Regions from separate parts of the Homo sapiens genome. Here region 1 is linked to region 2. Evidence: chromatin loops called from intact Hi-C (ENCODE). Cell type or tissue: mammary epithelial cell. All regions are shown on one strand.

What was found. A loop is a pair of places that touch in the nucleus more often than their neighbours do. Peaks named below come from ENCODE experiments on the same cell type or tissue, not always from the same donor. Only the 100,000 strongest peaks of a DNase experiment are listed, where the experiment ranks them.
Region 1: it touches region 2 in a loop (10-fold over the local background); 9 of 110 quality-filtered maps call a loop at or near these places.

The regions. Positions count from the first base shown.
Region 1 is chr5:54,089,395-54,097,394 of GRCh38, forward strand. The region is part of intron 4 of ARL15 (ARF like GTPase 15); the gene reads right to left. Among named protein-coding and RNA genes, the nearest start is that of MIR581, 140 kb to the left of the region's middle. In mammary epithelial cell, a CTCF peak has its summit at 1,458; DNase peaks (open chromatin) are centred at 2,547 and 3,947; H3K27ac peaks cover 706 bases.
Region 2 is chr5:54,213,557-54,221,556 of GRCh38, forward strand. The region is part of intron 1 of ARL15 (ARF like GTPase 15); the gene reads right to left. Among named protein-coding and RNA genes, the nearest start is that of ARL15, 93 kb to the right of the region's middle. In mammary epithelial cell, a CTCF peak has its summit at 4,509 (motif pointing left); no DNase peak of the experiment used is centred here.

The DNA.
Region 1 (8,000 bases), 120 kb before region 2:
CATTAATAGTTACTATTAATAGGAAAAAAATCACATAATCCTCCCCATAATTATGGAAAAGCATTTGATAAACTTCCTCATCCATTCATAATAAAATTCACTTCACAATAGAAAAGGATATCTTTTATAAAAAAGTTTTTTACCTACTACGAGATTAAAGGCATTTATCTATTTAAATAAGTAAATATCCCACAGAAAACATCACACTTAAAGGAAAAATGTTGAAAGCACTCCTTTTGTAAGCCAGAGGAAGTCAGGAACACTTTCTGTCACCAATCCTATTCAAAATTGTCCAGGAGATACCAGTCAATGTAGGTAGACAAGAAAAAGTAATCAAAATAAGACATGAAAAGGATGAAAGAAATTTTCATCTGCTAATGAATTTAATATGTGCAGGCATGTATTAATATTATATTCAAATGAATCAAAAGGATTAAAAGTCTAGGTTTTCTGGCTACAAAAACCAACATACGAATGTATATTTCTTGTATTTTATAGCAACAATTAGAAAATGTCACTTTATGCACAAAGATTTGCAAAATTTTAAAACCCAGATAATACCATATACTGATAAGGATATAAACAAATGGAAATTCTTATCTACTCTGGGAAACTTCTTGGTAGTACCTAATAAGGTTGGATATGCATATACCCTATAACTCTTTCTATTCTTAGGTACATACCATTGAGAAATGGTTGTACATATACAAATGTTACATTCATTAACATTCACAGCATCAGTGTTTGTAATGTCCAAATAATGAAACCAACCCAAATGTCCATCAACAGTAGAATGAATAAATCAATTGTGATACACTCAATATGATGGAATATTACACAGCAATAAAGACGAATAAACCATAGCCTCAGAGATGAGTATGGATGAATCTCAAAATAATAATGAACAAAAATAGAAGACCACAGAAGAATGCATTTAGCATGATTCCCAATTTATATAAAGTTAAAAATATAAGATGGCTATTACATATATTATTTGGAGATGTATATATGGGTGGCAGAAGTATTGAAAAGCAAAAAAAAAGAAACAGGCAACACAAAATTCAAGGCAGTGGTTACTTCTAGGTGGGAGGTAGAGGATGCATGAAAATGAGGGGCTCAGAGAATAATACAGCACAGGGAGTTTTCTATTTCTATTTCTTAATGTGGGTAGTGGAGACATTGCCATTTGCTCTAATACTACTCTTTAAACTACATACACATGTTCCATACATTATACATTTTTTATATATCACAGAAAAGGAAGAAGGAAGAAAGGAAAGAAAGGGAAAGAAGGAAAGGAGGAGGGAGAGAGGAGGATAGGAAAAGGAAAGATAAAAAAGGATAATTATAAAATCCTTGGAATGCTAAGGAAAAGAAGCTTGCCATGGGACTCTCTTTTAAATGAAAGTACACATACTTCTACAAACACTACTTAGCAAGAAATATGCACAACACAACCACAAGGGGCTATAACAAGACATCACGCTTAGGGCTGAGATTAGACTCCTTTCACTAAAATTGATGAGTCATTTGTCACAATACAGATGTTTTATGGCTGAAAGGAATGACTGAAAACACTGGTATTTTCTTATGTAAAAAACAAGAGTTTCTCCAGATTAAATTTCCTCTAAAATTTTTAAGTACTAGGTTGAAAACCAGAGGAATCTACTTTCACTTTTCTTCAATTATTTGCAATAAAACAAGAATATATATCAGACCATGGGGAAAATCTTTTTCTTCCACACTTTGGAAATCTAAAAGGTACTACTTTTATGTACTACCATCTACCATAATTAGATTTAATCTAAATTGTGCTATTGAGAGGCGAGAAACGCAATTAAAGTGTCAACACTCCCAAGACCAGCCAAACAACCTTTTGGCAAATGCTAATATAAATGTTTTCATAACCTATGTTTTTTAAGGTCACTATTCAAATTCCATAGTTATACATATCTCTGTTTTCAGAGACTTTATTTCTCAGGTTTTGAAGGGCTGGAGAATGTTACTCAAACATAAGGTCGGTAAAGAAATTTTAGCTTAGAAGTCTCCTATAATGCTACAGAGCTGTAGTCTGTAGCAGTCCTACAGGGCACTGCTCATATGCAGTAAGCAAAGGTGGGGCATGGGGAGGAGGAAGAAAACAGATCCAGAGACTGTCTGCAGAGCATCTGTTCCAGCAACCCAGTTGTGGGCCTTCTCCTGGACCAGTAAAACTCCATCTGGTATGGGAAGCTAACTGTTCCCCAGGTGGTGTGCCCACCTGTCAACTGACAGTCGGGCTTGTGCCACTAAGAACAAGGGCAGACACATTTTGGCACAGACCTTTGGAGCATTTCTTTAACTTAATGGCTGAGCAAGACTTGAGATGAAGAGATGAGGAAACACAGAAAAAAAAAAAATGCAATGGGCCCTGCTGGTCCCAGGCATCAGCTAGGGAATCTAGGTCACGCCTACAACAGGCGTCTGATGGGGTATACCATAGAGGGCGGAGAGTGGCAGGGAATGGTGCCAGCCTCTGCCTTTCTGGGCTTGCCAGCCCTTGGCAGGGATTCTGGAAAATGAGACATCCCAAGTCAAATGCATTTCCGCACATTCCTCTCCCTCTCCTGCCTCTAGCTACTTACATGTGGTTAATAGACTGCTCAAATTGAAAACACACACACACACACACACACACACCACCACCACCACCACCATCACCAGGATATGGAATCTATACACGTTCGTTCCGGAATGTTTAGGTTGAAAATACACGTACAAATATAGTCTCCTGGTGAAGCTCTGTGCTATGTATTTATTCCAAGTGATGTCCACAATCTTTTTGGAATTCTTCTGGCATCTGGCTTTAGAATCCTTGGCATATTCTTGTCAATACCCTCAGGTGATGAAAGATGTTTTATTCTAAAGAGTACATTTTATTTACCAGGCTTATGGAATTAGATGCTCCATCAATCCATATTGAATATAAGAATAAATGGATGGGTGAAACAAGCACATACCTATAGTTCTTAGACAAATTCCTAATGAAATGAATGACCAAGCATGGAATGTACAATTTTTTAATTTTAAAAAAGCAAACAAAAAATAAAAAATAGAGATTTTCTTGTATGGCTCATATGGTAGAACCCAGAAGACCATTTCAGTGGAACAAAGGAGACCACTGAAATAACCAGAGAACCACTCAAGGTGATCCTGGATATAGGGGCTATTAACCTTTTAATCTTTGCATTATTCCTTAAAGCGTTTAGATCCATTTGCTCCTTGTCTTCTCCTATCCTCTAGTCCTGAAATCACCAGGGCACCAAGCCTCGAGAGGCTGCTCTCTCCCTTACTGGGCTGGGTTTCTAAGATATCTCTGACCAGATCTCAGAGATAACTCCAATCCAGAGGATCTTTAGGCGGATCTTTATTCTGCCAAATCCTACACTGATACTAATTTTCAAACTTAGATGTATTTTAAATAGGAAAAGAAGACCCAAATTATATCATTTTAACTTACCTTATTTTTTCCTGTAAAACAATATATCATAAATTTTAAAAGTCTCTGTGCTTAGAAGAAGGTGGCATTCATACATTTCTGGGGTGTCTTTTAAAGAGCCTTATTGGTCCATAGTTACATCCCATACACATATATATTATAGGCACATTTACATGCAGACATATAAAGGAAGTATTCATAAAGGATGAGTGATGAACAAACACAAAGCCATGCTTTGATGTTAAAGATGCAGTGCTTCACTGTTGAGAAGGATGTGTAATTGAATTCTTGGTAATCACTGAGAATGGTGTCTATTGTTGAATGTAGAGTGCTCACAGAAGTCTTGCCTAGGGAGTTTGCTCTGTTCTAAGGTGAATTCTCCATAGCTCAACTCAAACATGAAAGGTGTCCTGGCATTGAGCCAAATGCCTAGGCCAGGGTGTTCTCTGGATCCTGCTGGGGTCACTGAAAGACCAAAGAAAGCACCCCAAACCTGGCCTGACATGAACCGAGAAAACTTGGGCAGCATTTGGCCCCAGGGTAAGGATGTGACAGAGCCTGCTCATTCTCCCTGCACTCACTTTGGCACACATTCAGCAATGCTCTATTTGATTGCTACCTTTCCCTAATAAAGAGCTAGGCTTTTAGTGGATGTTCTGATTCTCATAATGCAAAGACAGAAGGTATGTGTGAAAGTCTCCAGTAACACTATGCTTCCTGCACATAGTCTACCCATTAAATGACTGACTTGGATTTCTTGCAAAGATTGAATGCTGGAGGTAATTTAATAATTTAAGTATAATATAAACATTTAAAGTTAAAAAAAAAAAAAAGAAAAAAGACTGATCTGGGTTATTAAACTTTTTAAATATGAAAGTGATTTCTGAAAAATGTGCAAAAATGACTTTTACTCTTTTCTTACTTAAATACCATTATCATACAATATTCAAGTGATTTTGCTATTGGTGGGAAGTTTAGAATGCATCCTGATGAATATCAAGGATCTGCTATAAAAACAGATTCTCTTAAATATAATTTATGTGCATGCAACACACACAGTGTTTAAAATCCACATTCTTAAGTGCAGATGTGTTTTCAGTGTGGTCTCAGAGTGAAGGTTTCTATACAGGGTTTAGTCTGAGAAACAACTCGGGAAACAGATGAAAGGCATTTCAGATGATTACCCTAGAGACACAGTGGTTCTCAAGACTTGAGGCATATAGGCCATCCTGGGCTAGTAGACAAATTTTTGACATTTACCACCTGCTTAGCAAATGTCATACCAGTTCATTTTGATACTCACCAAATTTGTGACTTCCTAGACCAGACCACGTAGAGTCTCATATGGCTTTTATTTGGATTGCCTTAAAAATTGCCATATTTTCCCAATACCTAATAGTACTTCAATTTCTTAAAATACAGAGGAAAAAAAGAATAATTTTGCTAATTAAATCCTGTCAGAAGTACATGAATTCTGTTTTAAAACAACAATATTAAAGATTTTTGATTAGGAATAAAACATGGAAATTCCCAACTAAGATATAACATAGCACAAAAAAAAAAAACCAGTAATGATATAGAGACTACACAAAGGTAAAATAACAGCAACAAAAAAGGCACTGGGGTATATAATTCATATATGTATTTTAAGTAACTATTACCATTTTCTCTTAAATGCCCTAATAAAATAAAGCATTTTAAGATATGCTATAATACCTTAATAATAATTCATTACCATTATCTACATGATTCATTTTACCTACCTCTAAAAGAGAATTACTATCACTTTGCTATAAAGCAAACAGTTCTGAAAACTACCCACTTGGAATGCTGTACAGTGACCAGGCCTGGGTCTGTATTGCTCACTACTCTACATCCAGGACACAATGCACTGTTTGTCCCATCATAAGCACTGAATAAATTTGTTCATCTGACAAGTATTTATGAGCATCTACTATGTTTAAGGAGCTGTTCTAGGCACCTATATATACATCAATAATCAAAACAAAGATACCTGCCCAATGGATATTGCCGACTTGCTAAAAGTTAGATCAGCAGCCTTCTTTGAATATCAACTACTTCTGACATAGAGATGTGGCACAACTATATGAATGAAAGAAGAAAACAGTGTGAAATCAAGACTCGAAATTCTTTTGAGAACTAAGATATATTTTCTAATGCCTCTGTCCTTCAGTGGGCCTGCAGTGGGCTTGCATAGGACAGGGAAAAGGATTTAGGAATTCACTGCCACTTTGAGGTCATATGAGTTGATCTAAAATCTCAGTTCATCTTTCCTCCATCATATGTTACCTGGGTCACAGAGGGCATGAATTTAATAAGAGGTATTAAAAAAAGGAACTACTATCTAATGACAAGGCCGCCTTTTAAACTCTGTAATAGTTGTTTCCTGTTTATGCATAGGAAGATGTATATTTAGAAAATTTATAGTTCTTTTTAGAATGGCTAACAATTACCAGAATATGACACGTTTTATAGCCCCGTGCCTTTTCTTAAACTCTTCCCTTTGTCCCCAAAGACCCTTTTCTACTGTCCTTTTCCCTTCTCATCTCTTGTTTGTTAAACTGATGAATGAAAAAACACGTGAATGAATGGAGGTTGAGAGCTGCTAAAGGCTGGTTACAACCAGGAAAGCTTAGGGAGGAAGCTGGATGTTTACAGAAATGGCTTTAGGTGTCATTAGTTCTGTAATGTAGTCCTGTGTTGTTTCTGAAAACAAAGATAGACAGGACAGTAAGTTAAGCCCAAATCAGCAGGCTTTCTCCCCCCAAGTACTAGAATACAATAGCCACTCTGTCTCACAAATATATAAAAACACACTTGGCTTAGTTTCTTCAATATATTACTCTCATTTCAATTGAGCTCATTTGTAAAAAGGGCCCATCTGCAAAATGGCAACTGGGGCCTGTCCAAGTAGCAAAAAACATAAAAAAAACATCCAAAGAGAAAAAAACTTGAATCAAGACTTCAAAGTTAAAAAAAAAAAATTAGATTACATTTTAAAAATCAAATAATAAAATGTTTTTGTTATTTTTAAAAAAATTTAATGACAGGAGATTGTTGTGGTAGAATGAAAGAGCATATCACACAAAGTCCAAAGAGTCAGGTTTAGGTCAGTATTAGAAGTTGGATCTTGCATAATTTATTACTTCATTTTTGTGGACCTTAAGTCTTTCATTTATAAAATGGATAAGGAGATAATACCACATTTCCCAGAACAATCAGGAGAAGTGCCTGATACAATGTATGTGAAACATACTTACCACTGTTCATGTTAGTTCATATTAATTTCAGTTCCTCCTCTGCACTCCTTAGTACTCTTTACATATTTCCAGTGGCTTTTACCATAATATATTGTGATTATCTGTTATATGTAGGTTATTAATCTTTGTACCTGTCATTCTGTTATTCATTTTTGTACCTCCTTACACAATGGTGGCACACAATAAGTGTGCAAAAAATATTGTTTGAAGAGAATGAACACAAGTTGTTTTGTTAAATGAGCAATGACATTTCATTTCATTTCATTTTTTATTTTTTAGAAACCAAGTCTTGTCCCGTCACCCAGGCTGGAGTGCAGTGGTGCCATCTTGGCTCACTGCAACCAACTCCTGGGTTCAAGTGATTTTCCTGCCTCAGCCTCCTGAGTAGCTGGAATTACAGGCACCCGCCACCACACCCAGCTAATTTTTGTATTTTTAGTAGAGATGGGGTTTCACCATGTTGGCCAGGTTGGTCTCAAACTCCTGACCTCAAGTGATTCATCCACCTTGGCCTCCCATGTGCTGGGATTACAGGTGTGAGCCACCGTGCCCGGCCTAATAATGACATTTTAAAAACACAGAAGTATGCTTAAAATTCTAAACCAAGGTATTTCTCATCTTTGAAAAAGTTGCTTTTGCCAATTTGTAGATAGGCAGGCCTATCTACAAACAGGACAGTTTTCTACAGCTAAGTCTTCACATACTGGTTACTATGTAAGGCTTAAATTTGGTCTATTTAATGTTGAACAAAATTCTTTATCCTGTTGAACAAAATTATTCTTAACACAGCCAGAGTACCTGAATCAAGACTATGGGAGTAGCCAGTCCATCTCCTGGGCACCCTTACTGCACAAAGAAAACAAGTTACATATATTTTATAGCTCTAAGGCAACAACTACCCATGGAGTAACTTATGTCTAACACAGGCCGGGCACAGTGGCTCATGAGGTCAAGAGATCAAGACCATCCTGGCCAACATGGTGAAACCTCGTCTGTACTAAAAATAGAAAACAATTAACTGGGTTTGATGGCACACACCTGTAGTCCCAGCTACTCGGGAGGCTGAGGCAGGAGAATCGCTTGAAGCTGGGAGGCGGAGGCTGCAGTGAGCTGAGATCACATCACTGCACTACAGCCTGGTGACAGAGTGAGACTCCATCTCAAAAAACAAACAAACAAACAAAAAACTTATGTCTGCCACAACCAGCCAATAACACTGCCATTTGTTTAGGCTTCCATTT
Region 2 (8,000 bases):
TTTAGCAGTTTGAGGAAAACAGGAATAAAGAAGGAAGACAAGAAGAGAGGCAGGAAGGGAGAGGGAGAGAACGTTCTGGAGGAAAATTTTGTTTAGCAAAAATGTTCCCATATTTTTTTGAGAAGTCTTCCAGTTTTATATCCATATAGCAGAGATAATAAAAATCTTCAATAAATGGGTCATAATTTATCCAAAAAAATACCACAAACTAAGTGAAAGCTCTAACACTCCAAGAAATTAGTGCAGAAAATTATTTTAACTTAGTACCATTAACCCAATATTCAAAGATTTGAAGATGGACAAAACTGAAAAAATCCATCAGTTTATTGTTTGGAAAAAATGTAATCTTTTGAGATTTAATTTAGTTGAGCAACAATTGTTTTTGCTACAACTTATCAGATATACTTACGACTAAATTTGAACACATATATGAGAGAGAAGTCTTTTAAAACAGGCCAAAATAGCAGTCCCAAACAGAGTAATCAAATGATTACTGTATGGCAAGAGCAAAAAAGAAAGGAAGGAAAGGAGGAAGAGATGGAAGGGGGGAAAAAAGGAGAGAAGGAAGGAAGGGGGCTTGATAGAAGGACCACTACCCAGAGATGCAGGGGCTGCTGCAGGTTAATAAGAAGCCTTCAGCTCCAGCACATTTAATAGAGAATACTTTATTCACTAACTGATATAACTTTGCTACAGCCACTGGAGTAGATAAGAGATATCTTTCCAGTAAAAATTCTGCAAAGATTCTGCCCTGTACTAGAACAGGCAGCAGTTCTCAATCCTGACATACCAAAGGGGTTAGCAGGAGTTTCCCCAAATGCCCATTCTCAGACAGATGAAAGAACTTCCTTTGAAAAATGCTGGAGCTTTTCACCTCCGCAAAGCTTTTTTCCCTACATATTGTCCTCTGTGGCCATCTCAGCATTTTCATCAGCTCCCAGCCTCTTCACCATTTGTCATTTGCACCAACATACAATAGGAAAACACATTTTCCGACATGCCTCAGCGTGTCCAGGATGAGATGCACCCTCACTACTAAGCCGCATTACACGAAAATGTGTGAAATGCATTGCTTGACCCACTTACACAAAAAGACGCACACCATGTTTAACACGAAACGTCCTGAACACTTCCTGTGGCCATTTCCATTCTTCTGACTTCATTTCAATGATTGAGAACTTAAGAAGGTTTGGGTCATATTTATTTATTTATTTTAAACCCTCATGTCTCTCACTTTCCTTGCAGGAACCTGTGACTCTTGCATAGCATAGTAGCTGTGACCCCACATTGGAAGGAGGTATGATCAAAGGCAGCCTGGCCAGACTTGGGAAAACATTTCCACTGAGAATGGACATACTGCCTGTCAAAAGGTTATTCCCACCGCGTTGGGGCAGCAGATCACGTTACTCCAGAGTAACAACATGAAAGGGCAAAATCTGGCCATAGTCACCCACATACGTGTTTTTCTTTCCAACAAGGGCAAATGGGAGACACCAGCCAGAGCAGAACATCCTTCTTATCACTTGAGGGGGCTTGGGGGTGGGGAGGAGGCCTTTCCCTAATCAATACTGCTCCTAAGCCGCAGCCACTGTTTAATGCCTTTTATATTTTTCTTTTCATTCAGAAACAGCTCACATTCAACAAGACTTTTCTGTCTTAAAGTTTTTTTTTTTTAAATCCAAGCAATCACAAGCTATATTCTGTGGAAGACAAAATAACTTTGGAGGCGTAAATCTTAATGTCAATGACAGGAAGGCTTTGGTGAACCATTACCATAAATCTGACAAACGCTAATTTGATGGGTGGCTGTATCTGTCTGCTGCACGGCCAGTCTAGACAGTCTATTGAGAAATCCTAAAACACAACTGTTTGTTCCCTGTAACACCATCTGGATATGGCAATAAGCGCCGACCCAGCGCCATTCACACATGGATCAAAGCACATGCTAATGCTATCATGAAGTCATACACATAAAAAATTCAATCTGAGAACTCGAAGCAATTTTCCTAAGTCTTCAGCGAAGAAACCCCAGACTTAGTGCGACTCAAGCTAAGTGCGCGAAGGGGGGAGGGGGGGAAAAAGGAACTGAATATTTAATGAGCTTGGGCTTCCAGAGGAATGTTAGGCCACCCATTGTATTGGAAAAGGCTCATGTCACACTTCAGTCATGGTACCCGTCAGGGTGCCCCTTTACAAAAATTGATCTGAAGACCTTTGTAATTACCTGTTTCAGTCAGGGGTGGGGGGCTGGGGGAGTGGATTCATGACAAGAAATAAAAGAATGGATCCAAGGTGTAAATCTAACATTACATTATATTGGTCTGAGCTGGCACAAATTTTCAATATTGCATACAATATTAAAAACCTTTCTCATTAAACTGCACTGTGGCATTAGATCAAAGAATCAAGGGCCTCCTATTGAACTCCTTTAAATATTACAAACATAAGAGCAAGTCTGGCTGTGCATAAAATAGAAACAAAGCCAATTTTTTTTGTCCACCCTCATCCTATAGCTGGCTGGAGAGAAACATTGCTTGAGAAATCTATTGTAAGTCAAACACGAAGAAACTTTACTTCTCGCAAATATTTAACAGGCATAAATGAATACTAGTCTCTAGAATTTCACTTTGACAGAAATTTTTCAGTAAATATGTTACTCCTTCAAAACTTTAAGCTACTCTTTCAAAAAGTATCACTCAACAGCATCACTTCAATTGCAAATCATAGAGGCAGTGGTTTCATCCTCACCACCCTGTGATCCAAACTTCTCAAGGAAACAAAGTTCTTACTACACGGGGGTGTTATTCCACTGTGTACTTCTAAAGTAACTTTGACTCATGTGCTTCTTGGCTGGCTTATATTGTCTATCAGTATCTGATGGAAGAACATAACTAACAAATATCTTATAAATTTGTTATTACTATACTTATCTCTGTTTGCTGGGAGACACTGCATATGTTATATCCCAAATTTCCACATACTCAGCATAAGCTATGCGCAAATTCCCACCAGCACATTTTATTTTATAGCAGTTATAATAGTTGTCTCTATATTATGGGTATATGTATATGTATGTGTACACACACACACACACACACCTAATTAAATCCCCAAAATGTACTAATCATTCCATGGAGGGTGAGTAAAAAAATATAACAGAAAAATCTGTTGGGAATTACATGCTGTAACTAAGTGCTTCAGCTAGCACAGGTTGTGGCTTATGCTGCAAATTTCTAGTTTATACAGTAGTTAAGAGAATGTATATACCTTAGACCCGTACAAGTTAAGCATAAAATGATAACTGAAACAGAACCCATCTACTTAGACTACCCAGATGTTTTATCTCTTTCTATTCTACCTGCTAATGCCTTTAAAGACAATAGAGAACAAAAAACATTAACATTACATTTTAGTTTTTTAAATAGTTTAAGGTAAAAACAAAAGCCAGATTAAGTCTCTAATCAATCATTTTACAATTCTAGATAGAAATTAGGTAAAGAAATAGGAAAACGAGATAAACAGTTAAGCCACAGTTTTCTTAAAATTCAGTTCGATTTAAAAGGAAGATTTATCCTCCCAAAGTATTTTGTAAAACAAAATATATTTATCTTTTCCAATGGAATTTTAGTAAGACAATGCTTTTCTTTTTTTTTTTTTTTAAAAAGGGAGAAAACACTACCAATTTCACCTCCCATCCTATATGAAATCTTCCCTAAAAATATCTTAAAATAAGAGAAGTTCAGGAAATATACCAATTGCAAATTTACTGTGAAAGATTCCATTTTAAATGATGATCACAGATCGTTAGTTATATTTAGCCTAGAGAGTTAATTATTATAATCTGAATCACAAAGACAAACAGAAGAGCAGCCTATTTTTCTGTAATGCATGTTCCTAAGGGACCTGCAAAAAACTAATATAAGAAGGTAAACCACCCTTCCCTAAGGATAGCGTTATTCCCTGACTTTCCAAATAAAAACTGTAGAGATATTAGCTTTCTTCATCTACAAGTTAGTTGTATATGCCAAGATATCTTAGCAGAGTTCAAAAGTATTCCATTTGCAAGGCATACATGTAGACCTGTAGGGGTAAAAAGAAATAAACATGTTCATAGAAATGTACATCTCAGATGATTCACCGTAACGATCAGATGTTACCCTCGGTAGAATTAGAGGAAAAAACACTGATGCAAAGTTTAAGTGAGAAATTATAATCATTATTGTTAACCATTTTATATATTTATATAGCCATTTTACAAATATAATTAAAAATCGGTATGTCATTCTCTATGTTGGACTAAATTACGACTAAGAATTTGTTGTCTACCAGTAATGGCTTTCTTTCAGGCTGTGGCTATAATTCTGTTAAGTTTAAAAGGGGGAAAAAAAATCACCCAAACATTGCTTAATGTAACTAATCAAGCATTTTCAAAATTAAGACTGGGAATGAAATGTTAGGCAGTATTTGCAGGGATTAAAAAATGTTGTAGTAGAACAGTACTGCCATCTACCGACAACTTTTACCAGTGCCTAGGGAGTGTTTCCAAGAGCAACCTCCCATTTATTTGTGTCTGACCCAAGGAAGACTTCAGAGAGACACTGTTCAAGTAACCAGAAAGAAGTAACATTCAGATTGGCCACGGTTTTACCTCTGACTTTTAAAGACTTAATATTTTCTCTCTTTCTATTCAAAAAGAGCATGGTTTTTTTAAAAAATTTTGAGTTGTTAAAATATAGTGACCCACACAATGAATACTTCCTAGTAACTAACATCCAGCCGAGAAGACGGCTATGCCTATTGCTACAGAATGCTCATGCTCCTACAGACAAATCTCCTTCAATGCAGTAATACACTGTATCCCGTATCCCCGATGCAGAATTAGATTCACTATATCCTCTAATGACAAAAGCAGATCACAAAATTTCATAAGCAAGATTGGATGTATTTATGTGTATGTCAATCATAAAGCATCCATATTACCACCCAGGAATCACTTTATTTGGGGTCACTGTGGGTCCAAGTCTGGCACTGGATTCCCGCGGTAGCATAAAAACCCCTTAGGGTTTAGTTGGTGGGGAAGTCGTGGGGCACACTGACATCCCAGATTTGACAGAACTCAGTAAAATTCTATACATACCAAAGACGGCAATGGCATCACCAGCAGGAAGAGCCATTGCACACCTTCTATAATGCTCAAGATACCAAGTAGATGCTTTACACAAGTTCTATCAGTTTTGTAACTTAAAAGTAGATGTTGAGTGGGGAAATATGCAATATAAAGACTCTTTAACCTATGTGATGGAGCAGCTGAAGAGCACAGCTAGTCTTCTAATTTTGTACATGGATGCTGCATCCCATTAATAATGTAAAATATATATATAATTTTGGTCTATGGATTTTAACGTTTTACGGAAAAACTGCTACTGCTGTTTTTTTTTTTTTTAAGACAGTAATCTGAAAACAGGTTACAGACAGAAAACATGTAAATGACAGATTTTAAAAAGGATTTAGTCGGCACTAACATAGCCCTTTTAGGCCACATAATTGAAGAACTCCAAGGAACCACAAAATAAACTGAAAACCCCAGACATAAAGAGATCCACTTATTAATTAAAAGCAGCTCTCTTTCGCTATTAAAATAAGGTTGGCCATGCATACTTTATTGCTGTCACAGTCTCACATGAGGCAGTATTCAAAACACATAAAAGTAAAGTTGAATAGTTCTCTATGTAGGGAATGGAGTTAAGTCATGTCTGCTTGCACAAAACTGTTTTGCAAAGCAGCCATATATAGAAGATCAGGGTGGAAGAAAAAAAAGACTAAAATGCATCAAATCTCAAATTCAATGCCTTTCTTTGGTAGGGACAGTGAGGTGTGCTATGGACAACATGAGTTGAATCAAGAAAGGCCTAAAACTTTCCTTGTTTTAAAACTAGAACTAGAAATCAAGACAATCACTGCAAAGAAAGAGACAGGGAACTAATTAAATAAATTACATACTAATTAAATACAAGTTATTTGGGAACTTTTTTTGTAAGTCTAGGTTTTGTTTTTAAACACAAAAAGTCTGTATCATACTGGTTTATCTGTGAGAAGAGGCACTGGTCACAAAAAAGAGAGACGGAGAAAGAAAGGGGGAAAAAGAAAAGAAACAGAATGACAACAGTAACTACCAATATTTCAAAATGTGGTTTTTAAGAATTTCCAAAAATCACACTTCCAAAAATCACAGAAATGTTGTGGCTAAAAAGTTCATTCCTGATACTAACTGTTCTTTAAAAGCCATGGGCAACCATATGGCAAAATCTAGAACTAAAATGAAAAGGACAAAATGTGTCCTTCCATATTTAATATTCATTTCTTGAAATGGATAATCTAGTGGTATCTTGAAGGAATAAACATATTTCTTTGCAATGACTTGCTGAATGTCAGAGCATAACAAGATTATTTACAGTCTTTAAGAAAAGTATGGAAACAAGAAATTCCTATAACAGATTATTTAAAAAAAACACTACCACCTTATTTTATGGGTTACTAATAATCATGTAACTCTTTCAACTGTAGGGTAACTGCCATACAATTACAATGCCTAGTTATTTATGTCTCACAGATTATATAGTACTAAAGAAAGTTACCTGTTACCATATGTAGACACTTGTGGTTGGCAGATGTGGAAAATACTTTACCATAAAGATCAAAATTGGCTTAAAAATTGACCTAGCATATGAACGTGATTTATTTATCTCCACTCCCCTCCCCCACCTCTGTTTTGTTTGCTTTTCCTGTGGATGAAAGAAGGAAAAATAGAAACTTCTAAAGAGATATACAGCTTTCCAGAGTCAATGGTTTAATCTAAGTGGAGTCAGCTACTGAACTTTATTCAGCTGGTTTCTCCCCAGAGCACGTCTTCACCGAAGTTTCTGTTTGACCTGTTTCATTTCCTTGGAAAATTCTGGCATTAAATGCAGCTATTACTGGTCTTAAGTTAGAAACATTCTTCTTGCTTGATTTTTTAAATATGATAATCACCTTAATTTTTTAATATAATAAGCACCTTCACACTCATCCTATGTTTCATGGTACTAAGAGACCTTCGGACGCCGCATGCTAGTTCCACTTTCCTACAAGTTTGTTTACTAGTGAAATTAAACAGTCAATCCCATTTATCTCTGAAATCAGCAGTGTCCCCTAGCAAGAGATAAGAGACAATGTGTGTTGTATAATTTACTGGGAACTAATTCATGGTGACCAATAAATTGTGCAGTCCTCCTAAAGCACCCCCTTTGCCGTGGTGAGATCCGCAGTGCCGACTCTCGTCCTGGCACTAAGATAGATAAGTCCTAAGAGTGAAATCAGTAGACATGTGTCTTTTTTTTTTCCCTTTAATTCTGAATAAAATTCCAGAATTTAGGGAGTGAAAAACACTTCCCCAACCCCCGCCAAAAAAATCTGACATTTTCTTTCTGCCGAAAGTCTAATTTCTCTTTCCCCAAATTGCTTCACCATATGGAAGGAAAGAATCTCCACCTTTTATCTTCAATCTGTATCACAGTTTGGGCATATACGAGAATTTTGTGTTCACTTTTAATTTTCTTGCTAGTTAAGAACAACTAACAACTTTCTTGTATGTTAGGACTCAAAATACGTACCTCAAGAGTTGTGGTACATTTCACACAGGTCAGAAGACAAGCATTATGGAAATGAAATGATTTTATGATGACTTTGCTTTAATAGGGGTTTTACACAGGGGCTTTCCTGGGAAGATGTCCAGGCAAATTGTGTCCAAAGCCCAGAATGAAGGGAAAATTCACCTTGATGTAACATAGTTGAAGAGGGATTTGCTGATTTGTCATTTTAAATGAAACACAAACTCCAATTCCAGCCCAGTTATGAGAGCATTCCTTTGTCCTCTTACTTAAGGGATTTTTCTTTTTCCTTTCTTTCCTTTATTTCTTTCAAATCCTACAATTTGAGAAACCACTCAAGAAGATGGGGTGTGT